Regions from separate parts of the Homo sapiens genome. Here region 1 is linked to region 2. A link is a contact called in ENCODE Hi-C or POLR2A ChIA-PET data. All regions are on one chromosome and are shown on one strand. Each heading gives the region's core, a stretch centred on a gene start or an enhancer-like site at or near the end of the contact. The rest is flanking DNA. Distances are from core to core; before and after follow the strand shown.

Region 1 (5,634 bases), core at 1,942-4,441, 160 kb after region 2:
CCAAACTCTGAAGTGACAGTAACAAATGACATCAGGCCAAAAAAAAAAAAAAAAAAAAGGGAAGCAGCAGCTAATCAGTTACAAATCTGTTTGTTGGAACTTTGATGCTTTTACAGGTCCTGGAAAAATCAATGTTAAGAGATGCCTCCCAGGCTAAGCGCAGTGGCTCACGCCTGTAATCCCAACACTTTGGGAGGCCAAGGCAGGTGAATCACCTGAGGTCAGGAGTTCGAGACCAGCCTAACATGGTGAAACCCCATCTCTACTAAAAATACAAAAATTAGTCGGGAGTGGTGGCACATGACTGTACTCCCACCTACTCAGGAGGCCGAGGCAGGAGAATTGCTTGAACCCGGGAGGTGGAGGTTGCAGTGAGCCGAGATTGTGCCACTGCACTCCAGCCTAAGGCAACAACAGTGAAACTCCGTCTCAAAAAAAAAAAAAAAAAAAAAAAAGAGAGATGGTCCCTTTCTGCACTAAACCAAATTACTTGTTAAATGGAAAGGAATGGAACTTTTAGGACACCAGGAAACTGGTCAACTGTCCCTATTTCTCATTAAGAACAATACCCAAGTACTACTAATACATTACCCTCACTCCCTTCAACCAAGGAAGGTCGAGGCAGCCAAACTGTAACTCAGAGTGCCTAGGAAAGTGGTGTCTGAGACCTACCACAGAGCTTTTGGGAGGCATTCCCAGGATTCAGCATCAACAAAATGGGGATGGGGGAGGCAGTTCAGACACTTTTGTGTAACTATGGAGAGGAGGGATCCAAGACTTCTCCCCATGGCTAATCCCAAGGAACATTTTCAAGTGAAGGCGCGCACACGCGCGCACATACACACACACACACACACACAATTTATTTAGAAACAAAAGGAAATAGATCAGGGGATCTGCCTGTTATTTTCTCTTGTGCAAATATTTTAAGAACAATGGCCATAATTAATCTCTGTTGCTAAAAAAGGAAAAACAACTCCTTGGCTGTATGTCATCTGGAAATTTTACCGAGGATACGTCATTACGACCATTAATAGGCCAGGTGCAGTGGCTCACACCTATACTTTCTAACACTTTGGGTGGTCGAGGCGGGCAGATTACCTGAGCCCAGGAGTTCAAGACCAGCCTGGGCCACATGGTGAAACCTTGTCTCCACAAAAAAATACAAAAATTAGCCAGGAGTGGTGGCCTGCACTTGTAGTCCCAAGTATTCCAGAGGCTGAAGTGAGGTGAGAGGATAACCTGAGCCTAGGGAAGGTTGAGGCTGCAGTGAGCTGTGATCACACCACTGCACTCCAACCTAGGTAGCAGAATGAGATCCCGTCTCAAAAAAAAAAAAAAAAAAAGGCAGGGTGAGGTGGCTCACACCTGTAATCTCAGCACTGGGAGGCCAAGGTGGGTGGATCACTTGAGGTCAGGAGTTCGAGACCAGCCTGGCCAACATGGTGAAACACCGTCCCTACTAAAAACACAAAAATTAGCTGGGCATGGTGGCAGGCGCCTGTAGTCCCAGCTACTTGGGAGGCTGAGGCAGGATGGCTTGAAACTAGGAGGGGTAGGTTGCAGTGAGCCGAGATCACATCACTGCACTCCAGCCTGGGTGACAGAGTGAAACCCTATCTCAAAATAAAATTAAAAAAAAAATTAAAAAAAATAAATTAACAACTAAAATAGTAAGTTCTAACGTATTAAACCATAAAATACAAAAAACACATAATAAACATTTTTTCATTTTTATATTTTTTATTTCTTAGAGGGTAGTATTTCCGTTTTAATTTTAAATTTATTATTTTGCCAGGCAATGGCTCACATCAGTAATCCCAGCACTCTGGGAGGCCGAGCTGGGTGGATCACCTGAGGTCACGAGTTCGAGAACAGGCTGGCCAACATGGTGAAACCCCAGCTCTACTGAAAATACAAAAATTAGCCGGGTGTGGTGGTGGGCACCTGTAATCCCAGCTACTCGGGAGGCTGAGGCAGGATAATCACTTGAGCCCAGGAGACGGAGGTTGCAGTGAGCCGAGTTCGTACCACTGCACCCCAGCCTGGGCAACAGAGTGAGACTCTGTCTCTAAATAAGTAAATGAATGAATGAATAAAAGAATAAGATAGGTCAGGTGCCGTGATTAACTTAAGCCCAGGAGTTTGAGACCAGCCTGGGCGACATAGTGAGACCCTGTCTTTACGAAAAAAATTTTTTTAATGGGCCAGGTATGGGGGCGTGCATCTGTGGTCTCAGCTACTTGGGAGGCTGAGGTGGGAGGATAGCTTGAGCGGTTGAGAGGTTGAGGTTGCAGTGGGCTCTGATCATGCCACTATACTCCAGCCTCAACAAGAGGGCGAGACCCTATCTCAATCAATAAATCAATAAATCAATAAAGTGTAAGACAGCTGTATACATTTTCAAGTTTTTGAGCTGAAGACCTCATCCCTAGGAATACCCTCCCCAACCACTTAAAGTGCGTGCGTGAGAAAACTCAAGGCTGCCAAAATAATTTGTTCCAGCCAACAGCTGAAGATAGGACTCTGTCTCTCTGCCTCTGTGGGAGGGTAGGGGCCTAACTTCGACAGGTGCGCCAGTCAACAAACCAAGCTGCGTTCACACGGACCAATCCTCCTCTTCCCGCTTTTTTACATTTCTCACTTCCCCGACTCCCCCGAGCTCCCGCTCACCACATCCTTATTCCCTAATTCTCCGTTAAAACGCCCAGAGGTTCTGTACTAATCGAAGTTGAGTTCGGTTCACGCTGGGCTCTTTTCCCTAGTGCAACAGTATATTACTGTTTAAAAATCTGTCCTTACCACCTGAGTGTCCGGCTTTGTTTATCTTTGACACAGGTCCCCGGAACTTCGCAGTTTATCACATAAAATAACCCAGTTGCCCAGGCGGTCCCTCCCAAGGCCATGGTCCCTCCCAAGGCCATGTTCCCTCCCCAGCCCCACGCCGCGCTGGGGCTTGCCCAAGCCGCCGCTGAGGCAGGGCCTTGGGCGAAGCGCGCATAACGCCAGGCCTGCGGCGACCACGCGAAGTGGCGCGGGGGAGTCTGGCAGCCCCGAGCCCAACCTTTAGGAAAGATGAGCTGTGAGGCGTCCTCCTCTACGTCGCCAGCCCGCGGATCGCTGCCACCCGCCGCCATCGCCGCGCCGCGCCGCGCGCCACCACCAGCGCCGCCGGAAGCAGAAGCGCGGAGCAACGGCCGCGGAAGGGGCGTGGTCTCGGGAGGGGCCCCGAGGGGTGGGCGGGGCCGGGAGTGCGAGCCGGACGGGGCGCAGCGAGGGGACCGGTTGGTGAGGTCCTGGAGGCTCCCCGCCACCGAGGGGCGCCCTGCACTCCCTCTCTTCTCCCATGCTCCTCGCCGCGCAGACGTCCTGGGGCAGGTCCCTACGCCTTTCTGGACGGAGGAGGTCAGATGAGATGCAGGAACGCCTGCTGATGGAGAGCAGGGCAGCCGGCTCCGAAAGTACCGGGTCCAATTTCCTTCACCGACTTAAACTTCTAAAATTTTATTGATTTGTGGTGGATTATCTGATACTTCTGAGTACGCGGACAATGATATTCAGAGGCTTTTACCACACGTCTGTTGGAACATTTGGGTGATGCGTAGAAAATTAAGCAAATGACGGCCGGGCGCAGTGGCTCACGCCTGTAATCCCAGCACTTTGGGAGGCCGAGGCGAGGGGATCACCTGAGGTCAGGAGTTTGAAACCAGCCTGGGCAACATAGTGAAACCCTATCTCTACTAAAAATACAAAAATTAGCCGGGCATGGTGGTGGGCGCTTGTGATCCCAGCTACTGGGGAGGCTGAGGCAGGAGAATCGCTTGAACCCGGGAGGCGGAAGTTGCAGGGAGCTGAGATCGCGCCACTGCACACCAGCCTGGACGACAGAGTAAGACTCCGTCTCAAAAAATATATTAAAAAAAAAAAAAAAGCAAATAAAAAATGATGCTGTTTTCGACACTGGAGAAAACAAAAGGTTGTACAATAAGGTAAATAATCATAGCTTATTAGTCAACAATATCTTAGCTCATTAGTCAACAATGTTTAGATGGTCATATTGTAAACTCTGTTGATTTAATAAAAAATGAATTGTGCCGGGCACGGTGGCTCACGCCTGTAATCCCAGCACTTTGGGAGGCCGAGGCTGGAGGATCGCTTTAGCTCCGGAGTTGAAGACCAGCCTAGACAACATAGTGAGACCTCGTCTCTAAAAAATACAAAAATTAGCCGGGCGTTGTGGCGCGTGCCTGTAGTCACAGGGATCGGGGAGGCCGAGGCGGGTGGATCGCTTGAGGGATGCAGTGAACTATGATTGCCTCACTGCACTCCAGCCTGGGCAACAGAGACCCTGCCAAAAAAAAAAAAAAGGCAAAGTCCAGGCGCGGGGGCTCACGCCTGTAATCCCAGTACTTTGGGAGGCCGGTGGGGGTGGGGGGGGCAGATCACCTGAGGTCAGGAGTTCGAAAGCAGCCTGGCCAACATGGTGAAATCACGTCTCTACAGAAAAAAAAAAAAAAAAAAAAAGCCGGGGCGTGGTGGCGGGCGCCTTTAATCCCAGCTACTCGGGAGGCTGAGGCGGAGGTTGCAGTGAGCCGAGATCGCGCCACTGCATTCCAGCCTGGGCGACAGCGACAGAGTGAGACTCTGTCTCAAATAATAATTTTTAAAAAGACTTAAAAAATTAAAAAGTAAAAATTTTAAAACTAAAGAAAAAGAAAACCTTTAGAAGGCAGTCCTGGGAATCCTGTCTGGCCTGTGCAGCCTGATCTCCTGCGAGGGCTCGTCCACAGCGTCTTGCTGTCTTGCAGTGCCGGCAATGTGGTCTCCCACCACCTGAGAAGTTCCCTCCTCCAGGGCATGCTCTTTGCTTCAGCACTGCTTCTCTAAGGAACCTGCCCAGACCTGAAGGGCTGGCCACGCCCCCTTTCACGTGCTCAGAGAAGCTGAAGGTTCCGGAGGGTTTGATGCTTGCCGGTGTTCCCTTGTACACCCAGCACTGAGTGACAGGCCAGATAACCACAGCTGCCCAGCCACTGCACCATGTGCTGGGGTCTGGGCAAAACATTTACTATTTTTACTTTTTACCTATGACTTCTCTAAGGTCAGGTTACTTTGGAGATTCACAGTCCTGTCACAAAGTAGGAAATGCCTTATAAATGGCAGGACCAAGATTTGCGCTTAGGCCTGTGGGACTGCCAGCCAGAAAAGATTCTAGCTGTCACCCGCCCTGGGTTATTTCTTTGGTTGGGAGCCACGATGTGATCACAGAATAGCCATACTGGGGGAGGGGGTCTGATTGGCAGCAGGAACTTGAGGGACTGATGGTGAACTGGAGACCTCTCTTTTCTGTTTTCCAATAGTTTCGAAATTGCAGTCCTCCCCCCACCAATTTTCCAGGGCATACAGAATCTGTGTGAGTAGAAATAATGCATAAGCGGCAGGAAGAGGCCCTTGAATCCTTGTCTGAGCTTGATTTTAATGAGGAAAACAGACACAGAAGGGACAGGACTTGCATTACATTCCTCAGGCTGCTACTCTGATTCTTGTACAGCATTGGTTCAGTCAAGCCATTCAACCAGCCCACTTAGTATTTCAGTCAGATTATTCAAGCCAAGGTTACAGACCTAGATTGAT
Region 2 (5,638 bases), core at 1,883-4,382:
CCCAGGAAACGAGTGTGCTACCGTCCATTATGCTTGTGAGTGGAAAGGGTGGAGGGTGATGGGAGCTGCTGCTTCGGGGAAGTCAGGGAAAGACATTTTGAAAAGTGACATTGAAGTAGAGACCTGAAGGAATGAGGGAGGGCGCTGTGAAGATATTTGGGGTGAGGAGGAATGCTCTAGGCCGAGAACAGCAAGGACAAAGGCACCGAAGTGGGAACATGTTTGACAGATCCAGAAACAACCCAAAGGCCACCAGTCATAGACTGGCATGGAGTGGGGAGAAAGCAGGGGAGTAGAGGCAGACAGGTCCCGGCCATTCCACAGGGCAGCGTGGGCGAGGTGAGGAAGTTGCTTCTGTGAGTGTGAGGTGGGGAGCACTGGGGGAGTGACATCATCTGACTCAGTGGACAAAGGTCCCTCAGGCCGATGTGTGAACAACCGTGAGGAAAGCATGGACCAAAACAGGGGCTCCGTGGTGGGGTGCAGGGGGGCGCCCAGATGTGGGGTTAGTGGTGGAGGAGAGAATCGGCTGGTACTGGATCTGTTTCCAAGGTAGAGCTGGTGGGACTTGCTGATGGGGTGCGATTTCTTGAGGTGCGGAAGGAGGGGTTAGCTACAGGTTTTGGGGGATGAGGAGGGGAAGTCAGGAGTGAAGTGTTTGGTTCTGCATGTCACCTCCAGGGTGTCTATTAGATGCCCGGTGGAGAAGTGGGGGACGCTCTGCACGCAGAGGGTTTTAACAACACGGGCTGGGCCAGAGGGTGCCGAGAGAGAAAAGAGGGGATATCCCAGGCGCAACAACGCTGAGGTCTCAGGAGGAGGAACAGTCAAGAGAGGAGCCCACGGTGCCGTCCTGGGGCTGAGGGCCGAAACTCACCGCACTAGCCGACAGCGTCTGGCGATTTTGTAATGAACAATTTTGCTGGCACGGTGGAACGAAGGCCTGGTTGAAGGGCTTCAAGGGAGACAGGGAAGCAAGTGAAGATGATTGTTAGGATGAGTTTTGCTGCAGTGCTAGAGGAGAGTGGGTTTTGTTAATGACCTTCCCTCCCTGCAACCAAACCACAGCAGAAAGCGCATCCAGGGCTCACACAGAGGGACCCTCAGTGAAGGCCTCTTTCTGCAATGGGAAGCCCACAAGGTTAGAAACCAGGAATCACAACCTAACGCTGCCCTATCGTCAGTTTTGTAGGTGACCTTGAGTAGGTTACCTCACTTCTTGGTATTTCTCAGCTTCCCTCACCTATAAAATGAGCAGCACACTCCTGCCTTTTCTATACGGTAGCTGCATAAATGATTAGGTAACATCACTGATGGGCATTTATGCACCCAGTCCACTTTCTAGCTCTGTGTATTTGACTACTCTAAGTACCTCACAGAAGTGGAATCATGCAGTATTGGTCCTTTTTGTGACTGGCTTATTTCCCTCAGCCTAATGTCCTCAAGGTTCATCCATGTCGTAGCATGTGTCAGAATCTCCTTCCTTTTTAAGGCTGCGTAACAGTCCGTTGTATGCATATATCACATTTTATTGATCTGCTGGTGGACACTTGGGTTGCTTCCATCTCTTGACTGACATGAATAGTTCTGCTGTGAAGAGTTATACAAATCTCTGAGACCCTGCTTTCAATTCTTTGGGGTATATATCCAGAGTGGAACTGCTGGATTGGATTGTAATTATATACACACATACACACATAACTGTATACAAATATGTGTGTATATACGTTTATATGTGTCTGTGTGTGTGTGTGTGTATATATATATATATATATTTTTTTTTTATAGTAACTTCCATACTGTTTTCCACAGCGGATATAGCATTTTACATTCCCACCAACGGTGCACAAGGCTTCTAGTTTCTCCACATCCTTGACAGCACTTGTAACTTTCTGGTGTGTTTTTGTTTTTTTGTTTTGATTGTAGCCATCCTAATGGTTTAGCCCATGCTAAGTGATCAGGCTGGTCACTATTATTATCAAGTGAGATAACAAATCAGAATATATTTTGAAAAAGAATTGCATCTGCCAGGATCCAACCAAGAAAACAGAAAGCATTAAAAGGAACTTAATGGGGGAGATTAGTTACACACAGGGGATGGAAAGGCTGAGAAGCCAAACAGCAGGAAGCCGTTAACCTTACATCCACCTAGGGCAGAGGACAAAGGACACAGGGCCACCCAGGGGAAGCCAAGGTGGTGAGGGGAGCTGTGGAGGCAGCTGGAAGAATCTGGAGGAATCTGACCTGTGAGAGGAACCACAAGCAAACACCCTCTAGGAGGCTCTGAGAAACAGCAGGGCACGTGGGTGCGGCCTGGGAACAGATCAGGATTGACCTGCGTGCGAGCCAGCTTGTCACAGTGATGTGACGATGAGTCAGGACACCTGGGCGTGGCGCTGTCCAGAGCACGAGAGTGACACCAAACACATGGGACAGCAGCACCGAGTCTTGGACAAGGGGCGCGAAGGAGTCAAGGATGTTGCCAGGCCTGTGGCCGAAACTGAGAACAGAATAGAGAAGCAGGTTGAGGGTGCTGGGTGTCAACCCTTCCTTTATCAACCCCATGGTAAATGATCAGGATGGTCACTATTACTACAAGTGAGGTAACTAATCAGAACGCAACTTTCCCCAAAAAACCCACCTGAGTTACACAGGTCTGAACTTTTTTAAAAATTAAATTTTTATTTTGAGATCACTGTTTGTGTTCAGTTGTAAGAAACAAGAGAGATTCTGTGTACCCTTTACCCATTCCTCCATGTTGCAAAACTAGCACAATATCACCGCCACGGTAGACGCAGTGAGGCCATAAGACATTTCCGTCAGCAAAAGGGTCACTTCTTGTGCCCCTTTAGAACCACACCCACCCCTGCCTTCCAACTATTAATGCTGGCAGGACTTAGCCAGACCGCAAGGGCGCCTACTCCGAACAAGGAAGAGGGTCAGGCGCTGGGAGGGCGACTGCAAGCGGACAGGCAGCACCTGCGACCACGGTACTTGGGGACACCACAAAAGTCCGCAGAGCAGGCACCGCGGCACTTCCGCGAGCGCCGCAGGCCCTGCCCCTTTCGCCGTCGCCGACCAATTGCCGCCCGAAGACCGAACCGCTTCAGCGGAGGGCCGGAAGTGAGCCGCAGCTTTTCCTTTCTGCCACCGCCTTGTCCAAGATGGCGGACCTCCACCGCCAGCTGCAGGAGTACCTGGCGCAGGGGAAAGCTGGCGGCCCGGCGGCCGCGGAGCCGCTGCTCGCCGCGGAGAAGGCGGAGGAGCCCGGGGACCGGCCGGCGGAGGAGTGGCTGGGCCGCGCGGGCTTGCGCTGGACGTGGGCGCGGAGCCCTGCGGAGTCGGCAGCGGCCGGCCTGACGTGCCTCCCGAGCGTGACGCGCGGGCAGCGGCTGGCGGCGGGCGGCGGGTGCCTGCTGCTGGCTGCACTGTGTTTCGGCCTAGCCGCGCTCTACGCACCGGTGTTGCTGCTGCGCGCGCGCAAGTTCGCGCTGCTCTGGTCACTGGGCTCGGCGCTGGCGTTGGCGGGAAGCGCGCTGCTGCGGGGCGGCGCGGCGTGCGGACGCCTGCTGCGCTGCGAAGAAGCGCCGTCCCGGCCCGCGCTGCTCTACATGGCAGCGCTGGGCGCCACGCTGTTCGCCGCGCTGGGCCTTCGCAGCACGCTGCTCACGGTGCTGGGCGCGGGCGCGCAGGTGGCCGCGCTGCTGGCCGCGCTGGTTGGGCTGCTGCCCTGGGGCGGCGGCACCGCGCTGCGCCTCGCACTGGGTCGCCTGGGCCGCGGCGCCGGCCTCGCCAAGGTGCTGCCCGTGTGAGGACCTCGCGCCCTCGCCGCTGGGGAAGTACGCGGAGCCAGCGCCGTCGGAGACCGCGCCGGCCGAGCTGAGGACTGCACGCCGCTGTGCGGAAGCCCGTGGCGAAGGCCCTGCCCTAACAGCCTGCGAGTCTAATCCGGGAGCGGCTGCTGCCAGCGGAGGCGACAGCAGCGTTGGGAGCTCCTCGATGTCAGCTTTTTGTGCTGGACTTGGCACACGCTCTGAAAACTGAGATTTTGTCATTGAACTGGTGACAGGATGTGAGACGGTTATTAGAAGTTGCTTTCGAAGTAACTGTGGTCTTAGGTTCGGCTGAGTAAAGAAAAAGGATTTTTCTTCGAGTTAGCTGCTCTTGTGATTTTTCTCAGGCTGTTTTGTCATTTTAAAATCCAGTGGTAGATGTAGCTTAGCGACGGTAGTTTTTTGTTTTGGCTATACTAAGACTTGGAAATTATTCTCTCCAGTGTCAGCGAATCCAGAAGGGTATCAGATTAAACACCGAATTCAGCCACTGGACTTTTAAAAGTACTTAAGATGGTTTATCTCGGGTTTTTTCTTCAGTTAACAAAATCATAAATATGGTGCCTTATAACATGAAAGGAAAATTAGTTGTGTATTTCACGACGAAAGCGACGGACCAAAAGAAATTTCCTGCCCCAAGAAGCATGGGATCCAGGAAGGGGCGCGTAGATGCTTAACGGTCTCTTCGGAAATCCTGCAAATAGAAAGATAATTCTAGATCCGGAATACCTGTATCTGGTGGAAACCATGGATTTCTACAAGCTCGAATTATTCCTCATTGTATAGCCTGCTTTGTAAACTAGTTTACAATTTGCAGGCTGATCTTAAGATTTTTTTATATCTAATTGCTGCTGCCTTCATTTTAGGTTCAGCAGTTACTTTTAACTACCTTAATTTATTGCCAGAAGGTATGAGCCTAACATTCTGATGAGTCCAGAAAACTACGTTTTGTCAGTAGCAATACACTAGGAAGTAAAATATATTTAGAATTTAAACATTGTGTGCCAGTGGTCCTCGCGCTTGACTGCACATCAGTTACTTGAAGAGCCACACCTCAGATCAATGCAGTCAGAACCTGGGAAGTAGGTCCCAGACATCAGGACCTTTTTAAAGCTCCCCAAGTGATTCTACGTTCCCCAAGTTTGAGGACCACTTTTCTGTGCATTGGCTTGCACAATTTGAAAGTAATGCTTTTCCTGAGCTGGATCCCAGTGTTGCCTTAACAGGGTGTCTGTCGTGCCGCAGTAGAGCACTGCTGCTTCCTCCAACCCCAAAATTTATGTTCCTAAGTAAGTCAGGTCCCTAAGCCCCGTCCCAAGAAGTGACACAAGTGGCCAACATCCACACTGTAGGCTTGCAGGCTACCCGCCCTGAGATTTGGTAAAGAACACTGCCTTGTTCCCCATCAGTAAACAAGGTTACCTACCTCAGGAGGCTGCTTGTGAGAGAGCAAATGCAGTATCTTCAGAATGATTTATTTTTTTAATTAATTGTAAAGACTTGTGCCATTGGCTGCTCTTTCTAGTCCCCTAAATTTCTGTTCTAGTTTTAAATTTCTCTAGAACTTGCAATAGTTGGGGGTTTTATAATGATGTTTTACAATGTTTATTTCTTAAATAAAAACTTAAAAATTCAACATTTCTCAGCTGGTGGCTCACACCTGTAATCCCAGCATTTTGGGAGGCCAAGGCGGGAGGATCACTTGAGGCCAGGAGTTCAAGACCAGCCTGGGCAACACAGTTAAACCCCATCGCCACAGAAAATCTTCAAAAAATTTGCCAGATATGGTGGCACACAACTGTGAT

What was found. Hi-C counts contacts between places; a loop is a spot of excess contacts on that map. ChIA-PET counts read pairs that join two places held with the same protein, here RNA polymerase II (POLR2A). Pooled maps may share reads with other maps.
Region 1: a loop to region 2 is called in a map of PC-3, with 20 times the contacts of the local background. The contact joins the promoter of POLR2D here to the promoter of SFT2D3 in region 2. A Hi-C loop is called at or near these places in 20 of 168 maps with a recorded cell type or tissue (B cell, CD4-positive, alpha-beta T cell, CD8-positive, alpha-beta T cell and 12 more), 32 of 37 single-sample maps with no recorded cell type and 33 of 50 pooled maps. POLR2A ChIA-PET finds 5 or more read pairs at or near these places in 23 of 52 experiments (CD4-positive, alpha-beta T cell, CD4-positive, alpha-beta memory T cell, CD8-positive, alpha-beta T cell and 17 more).

Annotation. Positions count from the first base shown.
Region 1 is chr2:127,854,964-127,860,597 of GRCh38, forward strand. It overlaps POLR2D (RNA polymerase II subunit D), which reads right to left and starts at 3,192. Exons shown (of 4, transcript NM_004805.4): 1 at 3,065-3,192. The coding sequence starts at 3,137. It also overlaps the pseudogene LOC107985803. RefSeq lists an enhancer at 2,627-2,796 and a silencer at 3,027-3,336.
Region 2 is chr2:127,698,365-127,704,002 of GRCh38, forward strand. It overlaps SFT2D3 (SFT2 domain containing 3), which reads left to right and starts at 3,133. Exons shown (of 1, transcript NM_032740.4): 1 at 3,133-5,638. The coding sequence starts at 3,165. The coding sequence ends at 3,812. It overlaps WDR33 (WD repeat domain 33), which reads right to left. Exons shown (of 22, transcript NM_018383.5): 22 at 2,663-5,638. RefSeq lists enhancers at 1,655-2,854, 1,849-2,370, 2,082-2,451, 2,371-2,892 and a silencer at 3,212-3,891.